Regions from separate parts of the Homo sapiens genome. Here region 1 is linked to region 2. The links are chromatin loops, found by intact Hi-C in ENCODE. Cell type or tissue: Calu3. All regions are shown on one strand. Links, peaks and the distances in the headings refer to the core of each region. The heading gives the core; the rest is flanking DNA.

The links. Hi-C counts contacts between places; a loop is a spot of excess contacts. Peaks named below come from ENCODE experiments on the same cell type or tissue, not always from the same donor. Only the 100,000 strongest peaks of a DNase experiment are listed, where the experiment ranks them.
Region 1: it touches region 2 in a loop (5-fold over the local background); 1 of 110 quality-filtered maps calls a loop at or near these places.

What each region holds. Positions count from the first base shown.
Region 1 is chr5:87,039,729-87,055,440 of GRCh38, forward strand. MIR4280HG (MIR4280 host gene) reads right to left here. Exons shown (of 2, transcript NR_186582.1): 2 at 9,178-11,236. It overlaps LOC645261 (PP565), which reads right to left. Exons shown (of 3, transcript NR_188227.1): 2 at 15,522-15,582; 3 at 9,178-11,236. Among named protein-coding and RNA genes, the nearest start is that of MIR4280, 67 kb to the right of the region's middle. In Calu3, for the core only: a CTCF peak has its summit at 8,668; DNase peaks (open chromatin) are centred at 8,653 and 9,463.
Region 2 is chr5:87,107,482-87,123,193 of GRCh38, forward strand. It overlaps MIR4280HG (MIR4280 host gene), which reads right to left and starts at 14,714. Exons shown (of 2, transcript NR_186582.1): 1 at 14,340-14,714. It overlaps MIR4280 (microRNA 4280), which reads right to left and starts at 7,473; the gene lies at 7,398-7,473. LOC101929380 (a long non-coding RNA gene) reads left to right here and starts at 12,667. Exons shown (of 4, transcript NR_105018.1): 1 at 12,667-12,713. RefSeq lists an enhancer at 10,060-10,159. In Calu3, for the core only: no CTCF peak of the experiment used is centred there; DNase peaks (open chromatin) are centred at 6,581 and 7,330.

The DNA.
Region 1 (15,712 bases), core at 5,907-10,906, 67 kb before region 2:
ATTCAGAGATTCAACTTCTTCCTGGCTTAGTCTTGGAAAAGTGGCTGTGTGCAGGAATTTATTCATTTCTTCTAGATTTTCTAGTTTATTTGCGTAGAACTGTTTATAGTATTCTCTGATGGTAGTTTGTATTTCTGCAGGATCAGTAGTGATATCCCCTTTATCTTATCATTTTTTATTGTGTCTATTTGATACTTCTCTCTTTTCTTCTTTGTTAGTCTTGCTAGTGGTCTATTATTTTTGTTGATCTTTTCAAAAAAACAGCTTCTGGATTCATTGATTTTTTGAAGGTTTTTTTGTGTCTCTATCTCTTTCTGTTCTGCTCTGATCTTAGTTATTTCTTGCCTTCTGCTAGCTTTTGAATTTGTTTGCTCTTGCTTCTGTAGTTCTTTTAATTGTGATGTTAGAATGTAGATTTTAGATCTTTCCTGCTTTCTCTTGTGGGGTTTAGTGATATAAATTTCCCTCTACACACTACTTTAAATGTGACCCAGAGATTCTGGTATGTTGTGTCTTTGTTCTCACTGGTTTCAAAAAACATCTTTATTTCTGCCTTAATTTCGTTATTTACCCAATAGTCATCCAGGAGCAAGTTGTTCAGTTTCTATGTAGTTGTGCGGTTTTGAGTGAGTTTCTTAATCCTGAGTTCTAATTTGATTGCACTGTGGTCTGAGAGACTGTTATGATTTCCGTTCTTTCACATTTTCTGAGGAGTGCTTTACTTCCAATCACGTGGTCAATTTTAGAATAAGTGTGATGTGGTGCTCAGAAGAATGTATATTCTGTTGATGTGGGGTGAAGAGTTCAGTAGATGTCTATTATATCTGCTTGTTGCAGAGCTGTGTTTAGGTCCTGGATATCCTTGTTAACCTTCTATCTCATTGATCTGTCTAATATTGGCAGTGGGGTGTTAAAATCTCCCATTATTATTGTGTGGGAGTCTAAGTCTCTTTGTAGGTCTCTAAGGACTTCCTTTATGAATCTGGGTGCATATATATTTAGGATAGTTAGCTCTTCTTGTTGAGTTGATCCCTTTAGCATTATGTAATGGCCTTCTTTGTCTCTTTTGATCTTTGTTGAGTTAAAGTCTGTTTCATCAGAGACTAGGATTGCAACCCCTGCTTTTTTGTTTGTTTGTTTTGTTTTCCATTTGCTTGGTAGATCTTCCTCCATCCCCTTTTTTTTAGCCTATGTGCATCTTTGCACGTGAGATGGGTCTCCTGAATACAGTACACTGATGGGTCTTGACTCTTCATCCAAGTTGCCAGTCTGTCTTTTAATTGGGTCACTTAGCCCATTTACATTTAAGGTTAATATTGTTATGTGTTAATTTGATCCTGTCATTATGATTTTCACTGGTTATTTTGCCCGTTAATTGATGCAGCTTCTTTATAGCATCGATGGTCTTTACAATTGGGCATGTTTTTGCAGTGGCTGGTACCAGTTGTTCCTTTCCATGTTTAGTGCTTCCTTCAGGAGCTCTTATAAGGCAGGACTGGTGGTGACAAAATCTCTCAGCATTTGCTTGTCTGTAAAGGATTTTATTTCTCCCTCATTTATGAAGCTTAAATGGCTGGATATGAAATTCTGGGTTGAAAACTCTTTTCTTTAAGAATGTTGAATATTGGCCCCCACTCTCTTCTGGCTTGTAGGGTTTCTGCCAAGAGATCTGCTGTTAGCCTGATGGGCTTTCCTTTGGGGGTAACTCGACCTTTCTCTCTGGCTGCCCTTAACACTTTTTCCTTCATTTCAACTTTGGTGAATTTGACAATTATATGTCTTGGAGTTGCTCTTCTCGAGGAATATCTTTGTGGTGTTCTCTGTATTTCCTGAATTTGAATATTGGCCTGCCTTGCTAGATTGGGAAGTTCTCCTGGAAAATATTCTGAAGAGTGTTTTCCAACTTGATTCCATTCTCCCTGTCACTTTCAGGTACACCAATCAAACATACATTTGGTCTTTTCACACAGTCCCTTATTTCTTGGAGTCTTTGTTCATTTCTTTTTACTCTTTTTTCTCTAACTTTGTCTTCTCGCTGTATTTCATTAATTTGATCTTCAGTCACTGATACCCTTTCTTCCACTTGATCAAATCGGCTATTGAAGCCTGTGCATGCATCACGAAGTTCTCATGCCATGGTTTTCAGCTCCATCAGGTCATTTAAGGACTTCTCTACACTGTTTATTCTAGTTAGCCATCCATCTAATCTTTTTTCAAGGTTTTTAGCTTCTTTGTGATGGGTTCGAACATCCTCCTTTAGCTCAGAAGTTTGTTATTACAGACCTTCTGAAGCCTACTTCTGTGAACTCGTCAAAGTCATTCTCCATCCAGCTTTGTTCTGTTGCTGGCAAGGAGCTGTGATCCATTGGAGGAGAAGACACACTCTGATTTTTAGAATTTTCAGCTTTTCTGCTCTGATTTCTCCCCATCTTTGTCATTTTATCTACCTTTGGTCTTTGATGTTGGTGACCTACAGGTGGGGTTTTGGTATAGATGAACTTTTTGTTGATGTTCATGCTATTCTTTTCTGTTTGTTAGTTTTCCTTCTAACAGTCAGGTCCCTCAGCTGCAGGTCTGTTGGAGTTTACTGGAATTGCACTCCAGACCCTGTTTGCCTGGGTATCACCAGCGGAGGCTGCAGAACAGCAAATACTGCTGCCTGATCCTTCCTCTGGAAGCTTCATCCAAGAGAGGCAGCCACCTATATGAGGTGTCTGTTGGCCCATACTGGGAGGTGTCTCAAGTGGGTCAGGGACCCACTTGAGGAGACAGTCTGTCCATTCTCAGAGCTCAAATGCTGTGCTGGGAGAACCACTGCTCTCTTCAGAGCTGTCAGTCAGGGATGTTTAAGTCTGCAGAAGTTGTCTGCTGCCTTTTGTTCAGCTGCACCCTGCACACAGAGGTGGAGTCTAGAGGCAGTAGATCTTGTTGAGCTGTGGTGGGCTCTGCCCAGTTTGAGCTTCCCAGCCACTTTGTTTACCTATTCGAGCCTCAGCAATAGTGGACGCCCCTCCCCCAGCCAGGCTGCCGCCTCACAGATCGATCTCAGACTGTTGCACTAGCAATGAGCAAGGTTCCATGGGCGTGGGACCTGCCGAGCCAGGCACAGGAGAGAATCACCTTGTCTGCCAGCTTCTAATACCTTGGGAAAAGTCCAGTATTTGGGCGGGAGTGTCCTATTTTTCCAGGTAGTCTGTCATGGCTTCCCTTGGCTAGGAAAGAGAAATCCTCTGACCCTTTGCACTTTCTGGGTGAGACAACACCCCGACCTGCTTCAGCTCACCCTCCATGGGCTGCACCCACTGTCCAACCAGTCCCAATGAGATGAACCAGGTACCTCAGTTGGAAATGCAGAAATCACCCGTCTTCTGTGTCGATCATGCTGGGAGCTGCAGACCCAATATGTTCCTATTTGGCCATCTTGACAACTCCCTCTGAAAAATCTTTTTACTGGATATAGAGTTCTATATCCTGCTTACCCACCCTTCACACTTATATATCATTTCTGTGTAACTTGGCTTGATCAGTTTCTAGTGAGAATCACACAATCATTCTTTTCTTTGTTCCTCTGTGACTAAATGTGTTTTTATTTTTTCTTCTGGTCTTTAATATTTTCTCTTTATTACTAGTTTTGGACAATTTATAATGTGTTTTGTTGTAAGCATCTGTGAATTTATCCTGCTTGAGTTTCTTTGAGCTTCTTACATCTGTGGGCATTTAGTTTTCATCATTTTTGGTTATTTTTTGTCCACTATGTGTTTACATATTTTCTTTTCCCCTCTTTTTCTGGGACTTCAAGTGTGTGTGTGTGTGTGCACGTGTGCAGGTGCGTGCATGTGACTGCTCTCCCATAGTTCACTGAGCCTCTGTTCATTTTTCTTTTCAGTCATTTTTGTTTCACTTTTAATATTTATATTATTTTGTCTTCAAAATCTTTAATCTTTGCTTCTTCAATGTCTAACCTGCAGATCGTTCCATCCTATAAAAGTTTCATCTCTAGAAGTTCTATTTGGTTCTGTCATTATGTTTACATTTTTCTTTACATCATCGAGAATATTTAATACTTTTATATTCATATTCTATGTGTGTTCATGTATAAAATAGTTTTAAAGCCTTGCCTGCTAATTCCATGATCATTCTCATTTCTGTGTCTGTTTTTAGTGACAGATTTTTCTTCTGGTTAAGGATCATATTTTCCAGCTTTCTTCAAATGTCTAGTAATTCTTCTTTGAATGTCAGACATTAATTTTATGTTGGTAAGTGCTGAATTTCATTTAAGTAATGTTGGACTTTGTTCTGGCAGGCATTTAAATTACTTGCAGATCAGCATATTTTTCAGGCGTATTCTAAAGCTTTTTTAGAGTGGGTCTAGAATTACCTTTACACTGAGGTAACTTAGCCCCCACTACTAAGGCATGACCTTTCTGGGATTTCTATTGACTGCATTACATATTCAGTGATATCGCTCCACTTTGGCTAGTAGGAACTCAGATAATTCCTAGCCCTGTGTAAGTTCTGTGAGTTATTCAGCTTCTGGTTCTCCACTAATTTTTCTCTCCCAGGTAGTTTTTCTTTACCTGACTTAATAAAGTTCTACCTTTATGTTCACTGATTTGTATTCAGCCAAAGATTCAAGGACCTTATTATATAGATTTCTGGAGCACTTTTTGTGCATAGCAACTTGTTCTCTGGAAATCTTAGCAGCAAATTCTAGCCACCTCACCTTCTTGATCTCTGGTCTTGGTTTTTTCAACCCATTAAGACTATACGGCTTTGTTTGTATTTCTCCTCCCTTCACTGCAGTCTAGAAATTCTAGGCAGAAAGCTAAGGGCAACTATAGATTTCATTTTATATGCTTCCCTTCTATTAGGAATCCTAGTCCTGTGATTCCTGTTAAACAATTTCTGAAAATAGGTTTTTCAGCTATTTTTCCTGTTTTCTAGTTGTTTTGTCAAGAGAGGAAGACCCACAGTAGTTTCTCATTCATGAGTGAAAGAGCACGTCCCCATGGTAATTGGTCTTCTGTAGAGATACTGCATTTTCTTTGGGACAATTTTATTGTTGGCTCTGTTAAGAGATACAGTATTCATAGCTACAGAGCATATTTTACCTAGTTTTTTCACTGAGGGGTTCCAAAAGTATCATAAAAGTCAAAGGCTTCTTGATAGTAGTATTTTCATGCATGGTGCAGGACGAGTGACCATAATTTATGCCCTTCCGTGGAATAAAAAGGACGAGTGTTTCCAATGGGATGTATGTTTGCAGCTCCTGGTTTTGTGCAACGAGCTGAGGAATAGCCCCTCTAGTACATGGTCTGTAACTTTAAATCCTGTTTTTGTGTTGCCATCAAAGTCCTAGCCTCTAAAGCATTTACCATAATGGGCCACACAGTTTCAATTCCCACTTGCCATTGCTTGTTTCCACTTTATTTCCAGCTCCTAGAGATTTGACTTTCTTGTTTTGAAACTCAGCTATGTGATTTTATACAGCTATAAAATGGTAATTCGTTTTCTGTAATTCAATGTGTTTGTAAAGAAAGAATGCTTTTCAACATCAGTTCTGCCTACCATTTGATTATTAGTGTTCCAAAATTTTTACATGATGCAACTGCAATTCAAAAAGAGTATGTGATTTTTATCAGGGTAGAGACTGATTAGTAAGAGGTTAGTAGAAGGACAGAACAGTCACACCTTTTAAATTAAAAAAAAATCAACAAGTATTTTGTTGCACTTCAATTAATATTGAATTGAAATTTTTCATTTACTGCCCCACAGCAAAAAGTAAATCTAGCTTGAGTGCTGCAAGTATACAGCATTTGGGAATTAGCACATAATAAATATTTATAATTGTTGGATGATTAAAAATAGCAGAAGTATGTTGAAAAATCAATTTTTTAAACAAGTATTAGAAGCAAGGAGCAGAAGATAAAACTATTGCTAAGAAGTTTAGTATTATTACTTTCAAGTGTGTGGAGGATTAAGTCTGAAGCTTATGGAAATCCATATATAAGCCTTTTAATGACTAAATTTTTAAAATTTATTATTGATATATTCAGTTTTTTTAATATTGCAAACGATTTTGCTAGTATCTTTCCTCAATAAGTCTATGTGCTCTCACCCTACCTTTGTCAAGTTTAACAGAGTTCATTTTGTTCAGAAAAATGTTCCAGTACATGTCCAAATTTGGTGACTATAATTTTCCTCTGGTGAAATTGCCATATTTTATTATGCTTGTTTTCCATTTTCTAAAAGAACATTTATTTTTAAAGTTTACAATAATAAAATTGGATGTCCTTTAAAAAATATGGGATTTAAACAGTATTCCTTTGTAATTTCTGTTAAGCAGATTGGCTGGTTATTTTCAAAGTGGAGATTGTGTCAATCAATGTCAATTGCATTGTCTTCTCCAGGTTTGTCAGACACTGTTCCAATATAATCCAACTTTTTAAAACATTTGAGATAATTACTCCTACATCTTTTTCCACATTCTAGGCCAGATACAGAAATAAATGAATGTTAGAAGTATAGTTAGCCAATTTGCATGTATAAATGTCTAGTCCATTTATATCAATCCAAATATGTCTCCCTTAATTTAATTTAAGACTAAGTGCTTTAAATTGATATGATTTTAAAAAGGAAAAGATAAAATAGCATTATTTATAGTCACTAAAATAATCCATGAAAGATTAGGAATAAAAGCTTAAATTTTGATTAAATGACCAATTGAAAACAGAGAATAGTTACAGACTGAGCCTCAATCGTAGAGAAGCCATGACACTTAGGATGAGAAGCATGAGCTAATTCATACAAATAATAAAAAGTTACTAATATGATGAAGTCTGCTGAATTCTAAATTGCTACTGGGTAATTTTTCAGTTAAGTATAAATTTAGCATCTGGCACATTCATCCAACTTGAATACATGTCATGTGGTTAAATAAAATATGAAGAGCTATTTAAAATTTGAAAGATGTAGACTAAATGCTACTAAACTGTTTAGCATTCCACATTTTCATTCCTGAAAATCTAACTTCTCTTCAGGTTTTTCTTCTCTAATAGTAGCCTTAACATAATTTCTAAAGTGAGAAAAATAGTGGGATAAATCATGAAAAATAAAAATATGAATTCCAAATAGTTGCATTTACAAAACACTAAGCCATGCTCAACAAAACTTTTTTTAGGAACTCAATCTTAGAAATGTTTTCTAATATTATTCTTTCATAAATGATAGTTAATAAAGAATAAGCATCTTGCATTTATGTTTTCAGAAGGACTTATAATAATATTTAAGCAAACATGCTCATCAACAGAGAGAAATAAGTGTCTGAAGAACAGTCCCACAGGAAAATCATTTTTTAAATAAATTTTATCCTTTTATGACAGCCATTTTAGTACCATATATCTTAAAAATTAAAATAATTACTCTGAAAATGCCCTACTGCCCATTAGTTGTGGTGGCGATACTTTAGAACCACTATGAATATCATCAGCAGAAGGCTTGTGCTTCCACAAAACCGAATATCATGCAGATATTAAAAGAGTAAGTCAGCCGGGTGCCTAGATTCCTGTATTCAAGGGCAGGAAGCATCCAGCACAGGAGAAAGATGTAGGCTGGGAAGCTAGGCCAGTCTCACTTTTTCATATTTTTCTGCCTGCTTTATATTCACTGGCAGCTGATTACATTGTGCCCACAAGATTAAGGGTGGGTCTGCCTTCCCCAGCCCACTGACTCAAATGTTAATCTCCTTTGACAACACCCTCACAGACACACCCAGGATCAATACTTTGCATCCTTCAATCCAATCAAGTTGACACTCATACACATCTCATACACATCTCCTGAAATCATACATAATCTTTAAATAAAGAAAATAATAAGGTCATAATTAGGCCTAACATAATACAACTATCTTTAGTACAACCGGAAACACACCAATCCCCCAACTCAAATACTATTATGTAAAGTTAACAATACTTCAATTCTGAAATGAAATCAATAAATCTTATGTCACATGATGAAGTCAAAGGAAATAAAATGAAGATATTTTCTTAGTACAGCTGTATACATCTACAAACATGATTTTAACAAAAGGAGGAAATACTCATGACAGTTACAGTCCTCATTTCTGCAGCTGGTCATGTGGTTCTAGCAGGTATTGATAACTATCTTCTTCTACTACCCATTCTGCATTCCCTTTGCCTTCAGCAAGCACCTCAGCAGGTCATATTTTTTTCCTGGTATAGTGACCCAAACCTTCATTCCTGAGGGGTCTGGACCATTTGTAGTCCTTCCTGGATTGAGTTATTGTAGTTTCCCGTTGACCTTAAACACAGGGCATGGTAATACTAAGAGATGCCCTAATGGATCTCCTGTATTCCATGTATACTCTTCCTTACCTCTGTTTTGGAGCAGTAGACTGATTTCATCTTGATGATCTGGGTCAGTCACCCCAGCCAACAGTGTAACTCCCTTTTTAGCCTGTTGACTTAAAGGTAGGAGGATCCCAAAGTGTCCAGGTGGCAATCTTTAACTACCAGTTTAATGGAATCATTGTTTTGTCTCCTGGTGGCACTATTCCTCCATCTGGAACTAAGACCTATAGGCCAGCAGAATGTAATGTCACAGGAACATGAAACAAAAATTTTGCTATTGGAACACTAGGGGTGATGGTGAGTGGTGCCACTTCCACTTGCAGCCCTTGATTCCTGGACCCATGAATCCTGTCTATGGGAGAAACAGTACCATATACTGGACACTAATTCAGAGCATACACGGCCTTCTGGAGAACTTTGCCCCAGCCCTGCAAAGTAATGTCACTGTACACTGTTGGCACTGTAATTGTGACTTCAAAAGGCCATTCCACTGTTCTGTCAATCTAGCTGTTTCAGGATGATGAGGAACATGGTAAAACCAGTGAATTCCATGAGCATGAGCCCACTGCTGCACTTCTTTAGCTGTAAAGTGAGTGTCTTGGTCAGAGGCAATGCTGTGTGGAATACCATGATAGTGGATAAGTATCGGGGGAACCAGCCCCCAATATTTCAACATAGGTTCTTTTCTATTTTCCCTAAGTGTCAGCTGGTCTGAGAAATAAAGGGAAAGAGTACAAAAGAGAGAAATTTTAAAGCTGAGTGTCCGGGGGAGATGTCACATGTCGGCAGATTCTGTGATGCCCCCTGAGCCACAAAACCAGCAAGTTTTTATTATGGATTTCAAAAGGGGAGGGGTGTACGAATAGGGTGTGGGTCACAGAAATCACATGCTTCAAGGGCAACAAAATATCACAAGGCAAATGGGCAGGGCAAGGTCAGAAGGCCAGGGCAAAATTAGAATTACTGATAAGGTACCCTGTCCCACTGTGCATGCATTGTCATTGATAAACATCTTAACAGGAAACAGGGTTCAAGAGCAGAGAACCAGTCTGACTAGAATTTCGCCAGGCTGGAATTTCCCAATCCTAACAAGCCTGGGGGTGCTGTAGGAGACCAGGGTACATTTCATCCCTTATCTACAACTGCATAAGACAGACACTCCCAGAGCGGCCATTTTAGGGGCCTGTCAGTGGGAGTGCATTCTTTTCCCAGGGCTGTTCCTTGCTGAGAAAAAGAATTCAGTGATATTTCTCTTATTCGCTTTTGCAAGAAGAGAAATATGACTCTGTTCTGCCCCGCCCCGCCCCGCAGGCAGTCAGACTTTATGGTTATTTCCCTTGTTCCCTGAAAATCACTGTTATCCTGTTCTTTTAGGATGCCCAGATTTCATATTGTTCAAACACGCATGTTTTACAAACAACTTATACAGATAACATAATCATCACAGGGTCCTGAGGTGACATACATCCTTACTTTACAAAGATGATGGGATTAAGAGATTAAAGTAAAGACAGGCATAGGAAATTATAAGAGTATTGATTGAGAAGTCAGAAATGTCCATGAAATCTTCACAATTTATGTTCAGAGACTGCAGTAAAGACAGGCATAAGAAATTATAAAAGTATTAATTTAGGGAATTAATAAATGTCCATGAAATCTTCACAATTTATGTTCTTCTGCTGTGGCTTCACCCAGTCCCTCTATTCAGGGTCCCTGACTTCCCACAACAGATAATGCATTCCATGAATCCATGGATGGAGTCTTGGCAGAAACATTGCATGCAGGATAGGCAAACCCATATCCAGAGTAAGTGTCTGTTCCAGTGAGGACAAACCTCTGCCCTTGCTATGATGGAAGAGATCCAATATAATCAACCTGCCACCAGGTAGCTGGCTGATCACTCTGAGGAATGGCGCCATATCGAGGGTTCAGTGTTGGTATCCGCTGCTGGCAAATTGGGCACTCAGCAGTGGCGGTAGCCAGGTCAGCCTTGGTGAGTGGAAGTCCATGTTGCTGAGCCCATGTGTAACCTCCATCCTTGCCACCATGACCACATAGTTCATGGGTCCACTGGGGAATAAGAGAGGTGGCTGGGGAAAGAGGCTGAGTGATGTCCACAGAACAGGTCATCCTATCCACTTGATTATTGAAATCCTCCTCCGCCAAGGTCACCCATTGGTGAGCACTCACATGAGATACAAATATCTTCAGTTTTCAATCACTCAGAAAGGTCCATCCACTTACCTCTTCCCCAAATTTCTTTGTCACCAATTTTCCAATCATACTTCTTCCAAGTCCCTGACCATACAGCCAAACCACTGGCTACAGCCAATGAATCAGTATATAATCGCACATCTGGACATTTCTCCTTCCAGGCAAAGTACACAACCAGGTGCACTGCTCGAAATTCTGCCCACTGGGAAGATTTCCCTTCACTGCTGTCCTTCAGGGATGTCCTAGAAAAGGGTTGTAATGCAGTGGTCTACTTTCAGGTAGTGCCTGCATATCATGCAGAATCATCTGTGAACCAGGCCTTAGTCTTCTCTTCCTCTGTCAACTAATCATAGGGAACTCCCCATGAAGCCACTGGTGCAGGCTAGGGGAGAGGAGGCAGGGTGGCAGGAGTGGAGACCATGGGCATTTGAGCCACTTCTTCATGTAACTTATTTGTGCCTTCAGGACCTTCTCAAGCCCGATCAAGTATACTTTCATTTGATGATGGAATGCTGCTGTGCATGACCCACTTTATGGCTAGATAGGTCAGAAAGCACCCAGTTCATGATAGGTAGTTCAGGTTGCATGGTGACTTGATGATCCATAGTCAAACATTCGGTTTCCACCAAAGCCCAGTAACAGACCAATAGCTGTGTGTCAAAAGGAGAGTAGTTATCTGCAGAAGATGGCAGGGCCTTGCTCCAAAATTTTAGAGGCCTCCCCTGTAATTCACCGATGGAGGCCTGCCAAAGGCTCCAAACAGCATCCCTATCTGCCACTGACACCTCAAGCACCATTGGGTCTGCTGGGTCATATGCCCCAAGTAGCAGAGCAGCTTGCACAGCAGCATGGACCTGTTGCAGAGCCTTCTCCTGTTCCGGACCCCACTCAAAACTGGCAGCCTTTTGGGTCACTTGATAAATGGGCCGGAGTAACACACGCAGATGAGGCATGTGTTGCCTCCAAAATCCAAATAGACCCACTAGACATTGTGCCTCTTTCTTAGTTTTAGGAGGGGCCAAATGCAGCAACTTATCCTTCACCTTAGAAGGAATATTTTGACAGGCCCCACACCACTGGACCCCTAGACATTTTACTGAGGTAAATCCCTGTATTTTAGTTGGATTTATTTCTCATCCTCTGGCAGCCAAATGTCTCACCAATAAGTCTAGTGTGTTTGCTACTTCTTGCTCACTGAATCCAATCAGCATAATGCCATCAATCTAATGGACCAGTGTGATATCTTGAGGAAGCAAAAAGCCATCAACATCTCTCCAAATAAGATTATGACACAAAGCCAGAGAGTTGATATACCCCTGAGGTAGGATAGTAAAAGTATATTGCTGGCCTTGCCAGCTGAAGGCAAATTGCTTCTGGTGGGCCTTATGGACAGGAATGGAGAAGAAGGCATTTGCAAGTCAATGGCTGCATACCAGGTAACAGGAGATGTGTTAATTTGCTCAAGCAATGCAACCACATCTGGTACAGCAACATATTATTCAATGACAAAAAGCTAAAAGCTTTTCCCCTAAGAAATGGGAGTAGACAATGATGCCTACTCTTATCACTCTTAGCATATACTGGAAGTCCTAGCCAGAGCAATTAGGCAAGAGAGAGAAATAAAGAGCATCGAATTTGAAAGGAGGAAGTCGAATTCTTCCTGTTTGCAGGCAACGTATCATATATATAGCAAAACCTAAAGACTCTACAAAAAAACCCTCTTAGAACTGATAAGCAAATTCAATAAATTTGCAGGATACAAAATTAATATTCAAAAAACAAAATTCAAAATTAATATTCAAAGAAATCTTTCTATACGTAAATAAAGAACTAGCTGAAAAAGAAATCAAGAAGGCAGTGCCATTTACAATAGCTACCAAAAAATAAAATAAAATACCTAGGAATAAATTTAACCAAGGAGGTGAAAGACCTCTACAAGGAAAACTGAAAAACACTGATGAGAGAAATTGAAGAGGATACAAACAAATAGAAAGGCATCCCACGCTCAAGGATCAGAAGGACTAATATTGTTAAATGACAATACTAACCAAAACAATCTATAGATTTAATTCAATTCCTATCAAAATGTCAATGACATTCTTCATAGAAATAGAAAAAAATCCCTAAAACTTGTACAGAAGCACAAAAGACTGAATAGCCAAAGCAACCCTGAGCAAACAGAACAAAGAAGGAGATATCACACTACCAGACCTCAAAATATACTACAATGCTGAAGTAACAAAACCAGCATGGCACTGGCAGAAAAACACAGAGACCAATAGAACAGAATAAAGACCCCCAAAATTAATTAAACCATATATCTACAGCCGACTGATTTTTGACAGGGGTGCCAAGAATACTCATTGGGGAAAGGACGTTCTCTTAAATAAATGGTGCTGGGAAAACTATCTATATACAGATGAATGAAACTAGTTCCCTACTTCTCCCCATATCCAAAAATAAACCCTAAATTGATCAAAGACCTAAATGTAAGACTTAAAACAGTAAAACTACTGGAAGAAAACATAAATGAAATGCTTCAAGACATGAGTCTGAAAAAAGATTTTATTAGAGCACGGGCAACAAAAGCAAGAAATAAACAAATGGGATTATATTAAACTAAGAGGCTTCTCCACAGAAGAAAAAAATCAGTTGAGTGAAAAGACAACCCATGGAATGGGAGAAAATATTTGCAAACTACTCATCCAACAGGGAATTAATATACAAAATATACAAGGAACTCAGACATCTCAATGGCAGAAAAAGAATGACCAATTAATCTGAACAGACATTTCTCAAAAGAAGACATGCAAATGGGGAACAAATGTTTGATAAAATGCTTAACATCACTAATCAGGAAAATGCAAATCAAAACCACAATAATGTTGTGGTGTATCATCTCACCCCAGTTAGAATGGCTATTATCAAAAACAAAAAATAACAAATGCTGGCGAGAATGTGGAGAAAAGGGAACTCAACACACTGCTGGTGTGAAGTAAACTAGTACAGCTACTATGGAGAATAGTAAGGAGGTTCCTCAAAAAACTACAAATAGAATTTCCATATGATATAGCAATCCCACTACTGTGCATTTATCTAAAGAAAAGGAAATTACTGTGTCACAAGAGACATCTGCACCCCCGTGTTTATTACAGCACTATTTACAATAGCCAAGATAAGATACCATCATAGGTGTCAAGCAACAGATGAAAGGATTTTTTATTTTTTTTGAGACAGAGTCTCACTCTGTCGCCCAGGCTGGAGTGCAGTGGTGTGATCTCGGCTCACTGCAAGCTCTGCCTCCTGGGTTCAGGCCATTCTCCTGCCTCAGCCTCCCGAGTAGCTGGGACTACAGGCGCCCACGACCACGCCCGGCTAATTTTTTGTATTTTTTAGTAGAGACGGGGTTTCATCATGTTAGCCAAGATGGTCTTGATCTCCTGACCTCGTGATCCACCCACATTGGCCTCCCAAAGTGCTAGGATTACAGGCGTGAGCCACCGCGCCCAGCAGATGAAAGGAGTTTTTTGAGACGAAGTCTCGCTCTGTCACCTAGGCTGGAGTGCAGTGGCGCAATCTCGGCTCACTGCAAGCTCCGCCTCCTGGATTCACGCCATTCTCCTGCCTCAGCCTCCCGAGCAGCTGGGACTACAGGCGCCCCCCACCACACCCGGCTAATTTTTGTATTTTTTGTAGAAACAGGGTTTCACCATATTGGCCAGGCTGGTCTCGAACTCCTAACCTCAGGTGATCCACCTGCCTTGGCCTCCCAAAGTGCTGGGATTATAGTCATGAGCCACTGTGCCTGGCAAAAATTTATAGTTTAAAATTAAAAATTTAAAAATAATTTAGAAGCATATCATTATTATTATAAATACTTGGAATGATGGCATGTTTGTATACTCAGCTAGCTTTCTAACCAGATATCATTGATGTATTCTATATATCAAAATGAAATTCACTAGGATTTTGCTAATTCCTTACATGATTGTTAAGGCTAAAATGCAATCTGTTATTAAAATGACATCATGTCAGTTCTGTTTCTCAAAACTAAATTTAAAGAAGTTTCCCTTTAGGCATATTCTGATTGACATGTGGTTGAATTATTTCTAAAGAACATTCATTCATATGCAACAACAATTTTATTCAGATCCTGAAACTTAAAATTTTGTCATGGCCTTTTAATGGAGGATCTTCCTTTTAAATGTCTGATAAAGATTATAAGAAAACACAGTCCTGACCAGTGAACATGAACCCTTAGACTATTTGGAGAAACATGGCTGAACACCCTAAAGTTGGACGGTTGTGAAAACCCATCAGAACTGTAGATAGCACATTAGGCAGCAAATGTGGGAAGGAAAAATGATCCAGCTCCACTTTTAGGAGGTTTTCAAAACATTTCAACTGTAAATGAATTGAGTGGACCATGAAACTGATAAAATATCTAGGTTGTCATCTTCATTTTGGGTTACATGGATCATGATTTTTTCAATTAGTAGGCAAAGATCAAGCATCTCCATGTAAGTAACAGCCTTCTGTGTTCTGGTCTCCTTCCCACCTCTCTACCACCTCCAACCCCTACTGAGTACTAAATTTTGCTGATATTTTCAAAAAGATCACAACTTTTATGCATGTTTCTTTTCTTATTTGGTGGAATCACTTCCTATTTTGACAATTCAAGAAGTAAATGATAATGTGACCCATTTCCCTAAAATCAAGGCCTCCATTTTGCATAACACAATGAGAATTTTAAACAGGAAAGGGAAAAGGAAGAATTTAATTAGTAGGGAAGTTTGAAAATATACTTTAAAGAATATACAGGAAAGGAATAAGGGCATTTGACATCCTCTAGAGATCTTTTCTATATAACTAATGCATATGAGAAAAGCAGATGTTACCAATGGAAAATGTGAAACTGAAACACTCCATACTTACCAACCAAAATCACAGAGAATGCTTCCTAGGGACCAGGATATTTCTCTGTCAGGAGAGGTCTCTAGAAATCCAAAAAACTGTCAATAATCATTCAGTACAAAGACAATGATAGTGGGTCTAGGAATACATATTTAGAGAATTAGTTTCTCTGAAAGGAAGGCTGAAGATCATGTTAGGACTTTGAAATGAGT
Region 2 (15,712 bases), core at 5,426-10,425:
CAGTCTTGTGCTAGATACTGGAGAATACTATATAGAAACACTATCTAAAAACAATGATGAAAATTTTAATTTTCATAATTTTACATAATTGTATGCTAAAATTATTTTTTTAACTCACAAGAGAGAAATATTCCACCAAATCTAGTCAAATATCTGCTTATCTGAGGAAATAAAAAGAGTTCATTGTATCCAGATTTAGGATAAATCTGTTACTGCAAGCAGAGGCATCTGTTGTTACTAGCATTGTGTGTGTGTATGTGTGAATATGAAGTGAATATGAATTTTACTTTCATAAGCTTTTTTTTTTCATCTAATTTCCAAATTCACAGTTGTGGTGAGATTTAAAGGGAATGAGTTCTCCCAAAACTCTAAAGAATGTAGCATTTAACTAAAAAGAACTGTAAATGCTGAGAAACAATGTGCTTCTGTGCTTATTCAGCCCAGTAACTCTGAGTTTTAACACAGTAATATAGCAGTCTTATATTTATGAGAAACCGAAGACCACTACAACTCTTTGAGGGCAGGAATATACCAAGTAATTCTGAAGCATCTGCAGGCATACCAGGATGAAATGGAGTCAGGAATCAAAAAAGCAGGAAATATATTTTTTCCCTTAAAATTAAATATACCCAAAGGAAGTGGCTGCCGTGATGGCAGATTATCGCGGTTGACGTCCAAACATTTAACCTGGACTTAGTTTCCCTCATTGTCAGTATAAGGATTTGCACACACACACTACAAGGTTGCATCTATATAGCTAAGTCTTTGGCAGAGTAGTCAGGAGTGTTGATTCTGGAGGTACTCAGGACCAGGTTCCATCCTGGCTCCACCACTTTCCAGCTATGGGAACCTGAGTAGGTGGTTCACCTTTGCAAATGTGGTCACTTTCTTGAAATGGTGAGGGGAGTGGAAGATGAAGCTTATCTGCCCACTACTGAGGGTTTTTTCAAGGTCCAGAGATCCCCTGTACTGGCCTCTCTCCATGTTCTACTCACTCTACTCCACCTCTTGGGATATATTTCTCTGATTAGTAAATTTTGAAAGAATAACTGTTCATACTCAACTCCAAGAAGCAAGCATGTGCATAGAAATCAGAGAACAAAGATATGTTCTGCACTTCCATGTCCTAAATCTTACCTAGGGAGGCTGTCCCAGTTCAGCATTGTCATAATTGGTGGGTAGGACTTAAAGCCACATCTTCTAATATGTCCTCTATTTTTTTTTTTTTGGAAAAAAAATCTACTCAGGAGGCTGAGGTGGGAGGATTGCTTGAACCGAGGAGTTTGAGGCTGCAGTGTGCCGTGATTGCACCACTGCACTCCAGCCTCGAACTCCTGGGCTCAAACGATCCTCCGACCTCAGCCTCCTGAGTAACTGGGACTACAGGCAGGCACCACCATGCCCAGCTGATTTGTTTATACAAAAAATTAATATCCCCACATTACTTATTCCTCAAAGTCCATGTTTCTCATGTAGTGGTGGTATTCAGACCACCGGCATTAGAATCTCCAAAAGCCCTTATAACAAATAAAGATTCCCAAATTCACTCAAACTAATGAATCAAAATCTGTAGGAATGTAGCTCAGGACTCCGTATTTTTAACAAAGACATCATGTGATTCTTAAGATTCATAAAGTTTGTTGTATTTTAACACATTGGAGTCTAGTGTAAGATGCCAATATAAAATGGAAGAGGAAACATGTTAACTCAGTTATTATTATCTGCTAGCAATTCAATTTGTTGAATTACACTGAATTGTACTTACTGTCAGATTATTGAGATTTATTTTTCTTTTTTGTATCTCAGTTCTGTTATCCCGTATTTTAATATAAAGTAGTTGCTGGTAAGATATAACTTTAAAGAAAAAAATATAGGAAAATCTACTTCCAGAACTTCTCTGTGTATGTGGAAACAAGAAGCAGTTATTCCAATGTGCCTTTTAGTTACCAGATGTAAGGTGAATATGCACCCCCTGTCATGGACACTAGCATAACCGAGCCTTTTTTAACTTTGAGTAGTTCAACGTAAGGATAAAAATCCTACCTCCTGATCATCAAGGGTCTTCGGATGAAACAAAGTGTCTATAGACTTTTGAGAAAAAACTGATTCTGTCATATACATGCGCAAAACAAAACAAAGTGGGCCTGACGAAGATTTCCCAGCCCAGTAATTCACAAAGGGTGCTCCCCAGACCAGCCATATCAGCATCATCTGGGGACTTGTTAGAAAGGAAAATTCATGAGCCCACCCCAATCCAACTGTATAAGTCTGCTAAGGTTGCCATAACAAAATACAACAGACTGGCTGGCTTAAACAATATAAATTTATTGTCTCACAATTATGGAAGCTAAAAGCCCAAGATCAAGTGTCAGCAAATTCGACTTCTCCTTGGCTTGCAGATGATGAGTCTCTGCCCTGCTGTGTCCTCCCATGGCCTTTGCCCTGTGTGCATGTATCTAGTGGTGTCTCTTCCTCTTCTTATAAGGACATCAGTTATGTAGGATTAGGGCACCACCCTTGTAACCTCATTTAACCTTACTCTTTAAAGGCCCTATCTCCAAATACATTCTAAGGCACCGGGGGTTAGAACTTCAACATATATATGTGGGTGGCACAGTTCAGTTCATAGCAACTATGAGTAAGAAACTCAGAGGTTGGAGCCCAGCAACCTGTGTTTAATACGTCCTTCAGGTGATTTTAATAGGAAGGTAAAGTTTGAGAATTGTGCTGCCTAGTGAGGACCTCAACTCACCGCAATGAAAGGGTAGTCTGAGCTGAAGTGATAGGATTATTGTAAGGATCTATAGACTTTTGAGAAAAAACTGATTATGTCATATACATGCACAAAAAAATTAGTCTAGAAGCCCTCAGGACCATCATTGTTTTGGCAAACTTGTGAAATAAAGGGAGTTCTAACCAGAAAGTCTAAGTGTGAAGCTTGGCCCCTAGGCAAGGATCTGGCCACTAAGAGCACAACTGCAAGCATCCATCAACTACTAGTGTCTGCCAGAAGCAAATGGATTAAATTCTCCACTATTCTCCCCAGCTGGCCTTGGGAAGTGGACTGAACCTTTTGGACTGAGTGAATTACTCCACATGGATTCTTAGATAATTCTGGAAATGGTGGGATCTCAAAAGAGAACTGATGCTATATTTTAACACCTTGGAGTCTATCTTAAAATTCAAATATAAAATGAAAGAGGTAATACATTGATTAGGTCATTGCTGAGATGATAAATTAATCTCAGGGGAAGGATTACTGTGCCTCCTGTATGAGTTGCAGAGAAAGGGTGATGGAGATATTAAAAAGAAAGAACTTTTTAGTTTAGGACTCAAAATGCTGGCTGGCTGTCACGCCCATCTGAGGAGCTTATCAAATAATGGATTCCATAGGCATACTCATACCTGATTGAATCAGACTCTCCAATGACAGGGCCTCCAGCCTCCTGATCTTCTGAGTAAGTGGACAGTTGGCATGAGATATAGAATTAACCGGATTAGTAGTTCATCATTATTAAGCAATAGAGGCACAAAAATATTACTCACATTTTTGTCATATATTTTATCAGAACTGAAAAAAGATAAAAAGAGAATAAGGGGAGTGAAGCTTATCACAAAATAGTTACACATTATATAGATACTAAGAAATTATAACATTGATATGAGGAACAGAAGCAAAATTACTTCTCCTCTCTCTTTTCCCTCACCCTACTGCAGTTCTCTACATGAAGCTGTTCAGGTACCCTTACCTGTTCACTACACACAGGTATGCCACTCACTGATAATACATTAGGGTGCCATCACTTACACACCTATAGAATCATACCACACTCATTTTATATATACTACTGACTCTCTTTTGCCATGTAATGTTGATATTTTCTCAAGAATATAGATATTACTTCTATCAAAATTCAGATGGAACTTTAAAACTGTTTCTTCAGTCAGGCATGGTGGCTCACACTTGTAATCCCAGCACTTTGGGAGGCCGAGGCGGGCAGATCACAAGGTCAAGAGTTTGAGACCATCCTGGCCAACATGGTGAAACCACGTCTCTACTAAAAATACAAAAAAATAGTTGGGCATGGTGGCGGGCGCCCATATTCCCAGCTACTTGGGAGGCTGAGGCAGGAGAATCGTTTGAACCTGGGAGGCGGAGGTTGCAGTGAGCCAAGATTGTGCCATTGCACTCCAGCCTGCGCAACAGGGTGAGACTCCGTCTCAAAAAAAAAAAAAAAAAAAAAAAAAAGTCTGTTTCTTCATAGAATCTAAACAACCACCTATGATTATTTAAAAAGATATCCTGAAAATTAACCTCCCACTCCCCCAAAATCTGAAACAAATTTAAGCTAATTTTAAAACAAATTAAGTAAAATAATTTCCTTTTGAAATCTTGGGATGCCTTATTATGCTCTCTTCTTATCATGCATCTGTTTCTACAAGTTATTTTCTTTTTATACCAAATTTAGTTTACTTTTATATAAAGATCTCACTTCTCTGATTCATTTTCGAGAAGCCACCTCCTTCTTTCTTAAAAATCAGCCACTGGTTTTACGCAAAATAGAATCATGTGCTTTTTTCTCTTAGCATTAACAAAGATGTTTAGAAGTTCTGTTACATGGCTATTAATTCTACCTCTAACTAGGACCCAAACAATCAATTGCCCACAAATCAGGACAGGTTTAGTTGATATATGTAGTAAGTCAACAAGATCCTTGCAGGAGTTTTGATTAAACACAAAACTAAGAATTACATTGCTTTATTTATTTCAAACAGCTTCTTCTATATTATCAAAGTTTTTTAGTTTGTTTTTACTTTTTTTTTTTTTTTTTTGCAATCTTTTCTGCAATTTTCCACCATATTAGGCTATTTGACCTATCGGTAACAACTCATTGGCGTAGTTTTCTCACTCATCTGTGGATTCAACTATGTGGCAGTTGGCACCCTCAACCCACTGCATACAGTTTCCAAAATATCACAAAAATAATTACCTTTAACTCTCTTCCTTCTGCCCTACCTAACAATGATGAAGGGGCTTAAAATTAATTGCGGTAGTTGCAGTTAAAAATTGTTAACAAAATTGTTTTTATCACACTTTTCTCCAAAACATGAATGTGGAAACAGTATAATGTATAGTTACTCTTTGGCATCTACCTCTGTGCCTCCATTTAAATTGTGTACCTGTCCCAGATCTGTCTCTGGAGCTTTATGATCCCTTAGCAACATCATACAGCTGCCTCTGTTGGGATTAGAGAACCAATGGGACCATTCCATGTGGTTCCTGTGATTTGTCTGAACACAATTCCTTGCACTAAAACAAATAGGCTTGTAAGACAAAATGTAGCATTTGGATGCAATTCCTATTGTTTTATAGGAAAATCATTTATTGAGTTACTCTGCAGACTCAGGAGTGTAATAGGTGCTGGGGGTTATGAATGAGATATTCCCTTCTGACCTCTAGGAGCTCACAGTACAAAATAAAAATATATTGTGTCACAAAACAATTTGGTCCTTTGAGCACCAATGTTAAGTAAGACCTTATACAGGAAATTAGTGAAATGAACATGAAACTTGTCTTTTAGGAGTACATAATCAAATAGGAGAGAGTAAGCAAAAAGGTAAATAAAGCTGAAAATGACAAGTAACACCAGTGAGGCATAAAGTGCACTAACGTTGAGAGCAGGAAATCTCGGAGCTAAACTGCTATTTTAATAAATAATAATTGTAAAAGGTTATCAGAAAAATTTTAATGAGAAGATTCATGTAGAAAGAAATATTCTAAGATAAGTAATCAAATGATTTTCCAATGTGTGTCAAAATAACAGGATACGATGTACTTGGTGTACATGAAATTGAAACACATTTGCATATCATCTGATCTGCAGTTTTTTGCAGGCTTTTGTTGAAAGTTGACAGAAGCCTTCCAGGTGTCAGTGTTTTCCCCAGATATATTTTCCATTCCCACATCTCCACACAGTGAGAATGACATTATATGCTAAAATGACATTGTCAAATTTTAGTTTAAAAAGGATCCTTATGAATCTGCCAAATACTTTTAACTCCAGATATAACTTCCATCAGCAAATGTAACATGAAAAATAAATATGGGACTGGGTTTCACAGGCCATGTGTTGAACATTTGGGAATATTCATCTTCCAGAGAGTTCCATGTTAGTGCTCTTCTGTGGTTAAAACGTGGATGTTGTGCTCTAAAATAATGTGTGGTACCTTTCTAAAGAACAGGATTTAGTTAATAACTAAATCACAATGTGAAAAGGAGGGTTGGTATTACATGGTAAAGCTGTTTGTGTTTTAAAGCAATTCATGGTTCATACTTTGCTTTTCTTTTGCTGTCTTATACAGTTAAAGTTTATTTTCTCAGTGTTTGTTTTACTTTATCCAACAAGAATTCAGACCCCTTCAAGTTTAGTACAGTAGTCCCCCCTTATCTGTGGTTTCAGTTTCCATGGTTTCAGTTACCTGTGGTCAACCACAGTCCGAAAATATTAAACGGAAAATTCCAGAAATAAATGATTCCCAAGTTTTAAATTGTGTGCCATTCTGAGTAGCATGATTAAATCCTGTGCCATCCCACTCTGTCTCACCCGGGATGTGAATCATCCTTTCTCCAGTGTATCCATGCTGTATATACTACTTGCCCCTTAGTCACTTAGTAGCCATCTTTGTTATCAAATCAACTATCACACTATTGCAGTGCCTGTGTTCAAGTAACCCTTATTTTACTTAATAGTGGCCCCAACCCACAAGAGTAGTGATGCTGGCATATTGTTATAATTGTTCTATTATATTACTAGTTATTGTTAATCTCTTACTCTGACTAATTATAAATTAAACTTTATCATGGGGTATGTGTGTATAGGAAAAAATCATAGTATATAGAGGGTTTGATACTATCCTCAGTTTTAGACATTTACTGGGGGTCTTGGAACATATCCCTTCTTGGATAAGGAGGGAATACTGTATTGGATTGTCTTTGACTTCTCTACTGAAAGAAGGTCTTCTTCCCCACCCTTTGAACCCAAGTAATTCCTACTTAAGACTGAACAAAAATGAAACTCAAAGGAATACAGAGTCAATACCAAATATTTTATGAGCAAAAGATGGGTGCAGGCTATGGAAGAATAGACTTGGGGCTACATATTAAAAGCTGCTAATCATTCTAAAGACAGACCCTGAAAATCTGTCAACAAGGAAGCTGAAAAGCTGTCATCCTGGGAGGTATCCAAAATTGGAATGAGGAAATTCACACAGGTATCCGGAGACAAGAACCAGGGTTCAGACCTAGGGCAACTCGGCACATTCTGCCAAACCCTTCCTCCTCACCCAGCACTGTTTCCGTCGGTCACCAGCATGTTCCACTGCTTTCACTCCATAGCATCACAAAGGTGTCATTCAGTCTTGAACATACCTCATCCTTTAAGGCTCTGCTCAGAACTACACTCCACCCTGATTCCTTACCTTAAGTTCCTAATGATCTTTCTATTTTGACTTCCTGTGTCATTTTCAGGTCTGTTCTGCACAATGGAAATGAGTGTATAACCATTTGTGCTGCTAAATAAACGTGGAACACAACAGTTAATAAAAAGAGATTGAAAGACAGCCTTAGAAAATCTAAGGTGAAGCTGGGCAGAAAATAAAGGTCAGGCGTGTGAGTGGGCCAGGCCCAGTGATAGCTCAGTTGCAGGTAATGCCAAAGTTAAGCCTGGAACTAATGAAGCCTTCTACAAAAGAAATACTTTTAAAATACTGATGCTAAATGCTAAGGTCAAAGCAACAGTTCAGAACCAACAACTTAGACAAGGCCAAGAAGGCAGGAAAGTACTGAATATTTGAGCAGCAACAGAATGGGGATCCAGAGAAATTCCAAGAAGTCAACTTTCAGATTTGTGTAAAGGATAAATGACACTGTGTATCTAAAGTAATTCTCCCATTCCTTTACTTCGGCAGCCTCACTCTTTCCCATCTCCCCCCAGAATCTTCGCTTTTGACCTCTCCCAAGGAACCTTTCTTATCTGAGTCCTATTTAATGTAAGCCATATCCTAGTAGAGGCCACTGAACATCCCATGGCCTTCTTATATCCACAATGGGGCAGTAACCCCCTGGAGGCAGAGATATTTTTATTCTTCTGCTCCTTATTCACAAACCTAATCTAGAAAAAACGAATGTAGAAAAGCAAGGGATTTTTGCTGTTTTAAAGTCAGGTTATTTTTTAAGTAGTTAGTTAGTTGGTTTGTTTGTTTTTTGAGACAGGGTCTCACTCTGTCCTCCAGGCTGCAGTGCAGTGGTGTGATCATGGCTCACTGCAGCCTTGACTTCCTGGCTCAGGTGATCCTCCTACCTCAGCCTCCACAGTAGCTGGGACTACAGGCACACACCACCATGCCTAGCTTTTATGCAGTATTAAGGTATTATTGGACACATTATTTATAAAGGAATGAATATCTCCATTATTTTCAGCTCAGTCCTTCCTATGCTTTGATTTGTCTAGTTGCCTTTATTGTGCTTCATAGATGCCTGTCCTAGCATGACCCCCTGCAGAGTTATCACACAACTGTTTTTGAATAATTAAAAAAACTGTAAACATTTGTTTCACATATTCCACACTTATCCCCCACCTGCAGCCACTAGTTGGCATTTCGTTCTCCTTTGAAATAGAAATTTTTGGTCCACAGAGGCTTATCAGAGTGAAACACACTTTCTTTGCTAGTGCATTCAGAGAGCGAGATCAGCAGTAACTCGCCTGTTATTTTTTTTTTTTTTAGAAATTTTATGGCACTGCTCTAAAACCCAATAAAACTATTAATGGTCATACAAAAGTAAAACATTTAATTTTAAATTTTGATTACCTTTTAGTGAATTATAAATACAAAGTGTTCAACCACAAATAACACACATTACAAATAAAACAAGTAAGTAAATTAAAATTGTAAACAAATAAATGGATAAAACCCAAAAGTCAGTCAATGCTAGAGGAATAGGAGAAAACAAACTGTGTTAAGCTTTGTGGAGCTCTGCTCTAGTTCTGCTCCTGCTTGCTACAGATATTCTCTTAATGGTCCCCTGAAACTCTTTATTTTAATAATCGAACACCAAAAGTTGTTTAGCAGCATGTGTGGCCACAAATCTAAGAAAGTACATTCCATGCAGCTAGGTATGGCGAGTTTCAGCCCTTGATATATGACTGTAAGTAGTGTGTGACAAATCTTTGGACTTCAATCTTTGGTGACACTCTCTATTCCCCTTACCCCATTCCTATGGGTTGGAACATGATCATGGTACTAGTGACCATGTAGACAAGGACAACTGATGCAACTGACATTAAGGAGAAGAACTCGTCTATTACTGTGTCTGTAGCAAAAGAGATACATAAATATTAATCTTATTTAAGTCATTGTACTAAAAGGTTCCCATTGTTTCAGCAACTTAGCTTTTACCCTAAACAAAACATCCACCAATATTTATCCAGGACTCATAAAAAAATTATCTCCTTCTGCCTTATCTTAGCTCCAACCCAACTGTCTGAAAGTGTCCAAACACTCCTCCCTACTGGCGATGGAAAACTAGCTCTGGCTATATTAACTGGGGTGAGAAAACCAATATAGTTCTCCCTGTATCTAAGCTTAAGTTCCCAAGACAACTAGAGGCCATCAACTTTCAACAACATATCACTTATTGTCCTAGTCAGGACTCTTTTCAAGACAAAAAAAAAAAAAAAAAACAGTGACCCCACTTATAGGATATAAGCTGAGGAAGCTTCATACAATGCTAGAGATCCACAGAAACCATAGCATGGTACCAACATGAGTCATGGGAACTGAAACCATTGAAGAACTGAGACAACTCAGTTACCTCTCAAGATTCATGTGCTTTCTAGCTTCTACTTCTCTCTGCACAATTTTTCTTTCCTCTTCCTTCTCTTTGCAGACCAGTTTTCTTGTAAGGGTGTCACCAGTTACATAGGGCTGCCCATTACCAGTGCTACATAGGGAATAGGATCTCAAAGAAAAGGATTATGGGCAAGGATGGTCCAAAGCACGTCGTCCAAAGATGTTAAGCTCTTAAATCTCTTTGCTTTGTTCTTAGCAGGACTCTCCTTTGATACTTTTCCTTTGCCACGGTGAAAATTCAATCTTCCTGTGGGAAGATCTTTCTAGGTCTCTTGGTTCTCTGCCTCCCTGATTCTGTGAAACCCAAAGAAGTCAAGCTCTGTGCCCAGGCCTTGAGCTAACAAGAACACCATCTCCGAAAACCATCTCAGTCTTTCTCCAGCATTCTACCCTGGTAGCTTCTCATCCTCCTGTGATCACCCTCATTTTTCATCCATCTAATGTTTTGGTTACTGATTTTTATCTGTACCTGATACTACTGCCCACACAGAATGTATAATGGGGGCCAAAGAACCATTCACCCTGGATCTTACTCAATAGACTGCAAAATAAACTTCCAATAATCTCTCCATATTAGTTTATACATGCAGTCTCTGGTATACATTTAAGATCTTATTTATAATCAAACTTTAATAGCTCATTATCAGATACCGTATTGCATATCATAAATTACTTTTTAAATATAACCCCATATAATCTTATAAATAACACAATTATATTGCATTGTAATTTATGTACAGTAGACCTCTGTTAGCCATGGTTTTGCTTTCCATGGTTTCAGTATCACAGTCCAAGAGTCTTAAATAGAAAATTCCGGAAATAAACAATTAATACATTTAAAATTGCACACCATTCTGAATAGTGTGATGAAATCGCATGCCGGCCTGTTCTGTCCCACCCAGGACATGAATCATCCATTAACCAGTGTATCCACACTGTATATGCTACCTGCCTGTTAGTTACTTAGTAGCCATCTGGGTTATTATATCAAAACTACGGGCCGGGTTCGGTGGCTTATGCCTGTAATCCCAGCACTTTGGGAGGCTGAGGCGGGCAGATCACAAGGTCAAGAGATCGAGACCATCCTGGCCAAAATGGTGAAACCCTGTCTCTACTAAAAATATAAAAATTAGTTGGACATGGTAGCGCACGCCTGTAGTCCCAGCTACTCGGGAAGCTGAGGCAGGAGAATTGCTTGAACCTGGGAGGCAGAGGTTGCAGTGAGCCGAGATCACGCCACTGCACTCCAACCTGGGCAACAGAGCGAGACTCCTCCGTCTAAAACAACAACAACAACAACAACAACAACCAGTATATATATTGGGCTTTGTACTATCTTTGATTTCAGGCATCCACTGGGAGTCTTAGAACATATCCCCTGCAGGTTCCCACTATATTAAGAGGTTACTACTGTATTAAAAGTACTCGTTTTTGTTTTTTGTTTTTTGTTTTTTTTTGAGACGGAGTCTCGCTCTGTCGCCCAGGCTGGAGTGCAGTGACGCAATCTCGGCTCACGGCAAGCTCCGCCTCCCGGGTTCACGCCATTCTCCTGCCTCAGCCTCCCCAGTAGCTGGGACTACAGGCGACCGCCACCGCGCCCAGCTAATTTTTTGTATATTTAGTAAAGAGGGGGTTTCACCATGTTAGCCAGGATGTTCTCTATCTCCTGACCTCGTGATCCACCCACCTCGAAAAGTACTCTTTCTTATGTTATAATATTAACACCTGGTTTGGGCTTAAAAAAAAAAAAATAGTGTTCCAGAAAAGAAAGGAGAGAAGGGAGAAGAGGAAAGCGGAGGGAGATCCAAGTTTTGCTGGACCTCTGAAAGGCCCTGACCTGGCTTCAGTTCCCAGCTTCCCACTTGGGTTTTATCTCGAATGAAGTTTGTGAATGCAGAGAAATGAGGGAAAGATAACCAGTAAGTGGACAACACTAGAAAGACTGGCCAGAGAGGTACAGAGGACGGAGATTTCTTTCAAGTGGAAAGGGAAGGAGTGGTTTCAAGGAGGATGTGGTATTTAAGTTGGCTTCACTATATATTATATTTTATGTAATGTGAGTGACACAAGCGTGGGAAAGTGAGAAATAGGAGAGAAAAAAGAGAGAGAGCGAGGAACATGGAAAAGCATGGGGAAGAGAAGAAAGTCGTTTTACAGCCTATGTTCAATAAACAAACGACACAGTGATCACAGTCAGACACAGCAGCTTCTCTGAAGCCCTCTCCTCTCTCAAATATTCCACAAATTACAATCTTCTATTTCTAGAGATTCATTTCTAGGGAACTAAGCAAAGCTCTCAATAGGGGTATATATTTGGTCTATACTAGTTACTAGAAACTCAGTATCAGTTGACTTACATGACTGAGAAGGCAGGGACTAAGATACAAAGTATGCAGGTGAGTGTGGATAGGGCAGGGCACCAAGTTGTGCATAGAAGCCCCACTTGGGAGGCACTGCTGGGAAAGACATCCTAGGTGGGGAAGTGGAGCATGGGTGGAGCTTGGTGGGCAAGGGTGGGCAACACGGACACTAGCTTATATGGTTTGGCTCTACGTCCCCACCCAAATTTCATCTTGTAGCTCCCATAATTCCCACGTGTTGTGGGAAGGACCCAGTAGGAGATAACTGAATCATGGGGTGGGTCTTCCCTTGCTGTTCTCGTAAGTCTCACGAGATCTGACAGTTTTAAAAACGGGAGAGAGAGCACAAGTCCTCTCTCTCTTTTCCTGCCGCCATCCACCTAAGATGTGACTTGCTCCTTGCCTTCCACCATGATTGTGAGGCCTCCCCAGCCATGTGGAAATGTAAGTCCATTAAACCTCTTTCTTTTGTAAATTGCCCAGTATCTGGTATGTCTTTATCAGCACCATGAAAATGGACTAATACACTAGCTGTGTCACACACAAGAGTAAGAATATGATAAAGTGCCCATTTTTTGCTACATGACTATTTTGCTCAGAGCCATCCAGGAAAGAAAGAAAATAAGAAAGGGAATTGAGGTTATGGAATGCCAAAATAAAAAGACCATGAAGGCAGGAAGTTTGTCTAATTTGTGCTTGCTTTATCCCAGAGCTCAGAACAGTGCCTGACACTCAAATAGGTTTTAAGCATATGAACAAATGCCTACCTGGTGATAGGCCTTGTGCTTGGGACTTTACCTGCATTAGCTCATTTAAGTCTCACACATCAACACAGATGAGGAAATCGAGATACAAAGAGTAAGTGTCTTGCCCTAGGTCATCCAGCCAATGAACAGCAGTGCCAGAATTCAAATCCTAGCCTAATTGACTAAAGCCAGTGCTATTAACCACCATGAAATGCTTCTTCACTAGACAGGAAACCAGACGATGACTATAGCATACAGTAATCTGAGTTTGGCACAACTCACTGTGATGATAGCATCATTCAGATACAAACTGGAGGAACCAGTTTTAAAGAAGGGTGAGGGGATGCAGAATATTAAGGGAAGCTGAGTGGTCAGGCTGACTCTATGTTATGGTATCAAATTTGGCTTGCCTGAATTTTAATTAGGACAAGAAATATTTCAAAGCACAAATGAGAAGTTATTTTCATCTCTGCTTCTCTCTTTAATTCAGAGTTCTCTAGAAGAAAAACAGGAAATGTTCCTATATTAAGCAAGTGGTATCAAAATCTATCATATCAGTATTGAAAAGCACCAGGTAATTTCTTAGATTCAGAAACCTCAATTTATCCCTAATGAAATACTAAGAAGGCTGCAATAACCAATTACTCAGAAACATTTTGGTGTTTCTTTGGCTGACTTAAACTGAATTATTTCTATATCCAACTGTTTCTATTAGTCATCACAAACTCAAAGACATTAGTTTATTCTGGTACTTTAAAAAATAATACACAATAGAAAAACAAAAACATAGGATGAATAAATGGGAGGAAATATATATCAATTAGTACCATTCATTTTTTATTCATTACTATGGTATTGAAGGACTTTGGCAGGTGACATTGTATATCCAGGCTACTAAGTCTATTTCTGAATGTTTCTACTGCATACCAGAGAAGAGTGAGGCAACAGAGACCAAACTGCCAGCCTTGGACCAGCTAGTAAAGAACGGAAATGAGTCATCCATTTTTCACCCACACTCTTGAAACTAAACCTGAAAAGGAAAAAAAGTTTGATACAAAATAGAACTTGTTTATTCCCCTATCCACATTTGCTAGAACAGTGCCTAGCATAAATGTTTATGGAATAGATGGTTTAATAAATATTTGTTGAATGAATAAACAAGTGAATTTTTTTTTTCTATTTTTCCCTCAAGCTACGAATATGCAGGAAGGCAAGAAAAAGAGAATAATGCTGATTGCCCACAGAACTCGTTTGCTGAGACTACAGACAGTTTTGTAGTCAAGATCCGCTTAGACAAGTAATAGGCATTTTAAACTTAACATACCTGGAGTAGAACTTCTAATTTCCTCCCTTATAAATTGTTCTCCCCCAGTCTTCTCTCAGTAAATGCATTTCCACTTCACGAGCAGCTCAAGGCAAAATCCTAGGGGAGATGCTTGATTCCTCTCTTCCCCTTGTTCTCTATATCCAAACCCTCAATATGTAGACCCTACTCCCAGAGTGTATCCAGAATCTAATTACTATTTCCAGTACTACCATGCTAATCTCACCACCATTGTCAAACACCTGCACTACCACAAAAACCTCTAACTTGTCTCTCCTCTTCTAAGTTTGCCCCTCTGCAATTTAATCTTCATCCAGATGAAAATGTGATCATTTTGAATCATGCATATTCTTTCCTTTCTCTCCTTATAATGCTGAAATCGCTTCCTGTTGTACTTAGAACAAAAGTCCAATCTGTCTCCTCTCTATCACTCTGACCTCATCTTCTGCAACACTGTCCCTTCTGTTGTCACCATGCTGGTGTTCTTTTTTCTTTTTGAACATACCATGCTCTTTCCCATCTCAAGGACTTTGCACTTGCTGTTTCTCTGTATGGAATGCCTTTTCTCCAAATCTTGACGTGGTGGAGTCCTCATCATTCAGGTTTTAGCACAAATACCTCCTTATCTAGGATGCCTTCCCTGACTAAAGCTGACCCTCTCTGCAACATCCACACACAAGGTACATTCTATCACATCACCCTGTTTTATTTTCGTCTTAGAACTTAACACTATCTGAAATTAGTTGATAAATATGTGTGCTTACTTCATTCATCTGTGTCTCCCAATGAGGATGTAATTTTGAAAAAGTAAGAATCTTATTAGTCTTGTTCTTCGTTACATCTCTTGGACTACAGTGAATATTTATTGAAAGAATGAATGTTTTCTGAAAGTCCTTGAGCAGTTTTTGTGGTTGGTTTTGATACTTTGTTGAGTGTTAATTGTTCATTATGTCATTATGTTAAAGGTCTCTGCAATTAGGATACAAAGTATAATTGAGACTGAGTCATTTTCTATTGGTTTTAGAGCAGAATCTGACAGTCCTCTCTTGGGAAAACACTTTTAAACTGCCACTATATCACAGAACCAATTCTGACATATCTATATCAAAAACTAATTTCCTCAATTCTGTGTGTATGGCATCCAAATTTTTTTTCTAAATATTACCTACATTTGGCATGGTCATCATAGCTAAATGATTATTTCAACCACACTTTTTCTGCTGCTTCTCTACCTTCCTTTTCATTTTTACATATATTGGTGATTTCCTAAATGTAAATGGTTGAGTTTAAATGCCAGCAGGGGGTAAAAAAAAGAAATTCTTTGCAAAGGTAGAGAGATTTGTTACTCAGCCAAGTGCTTCTTCAGTAGCTAA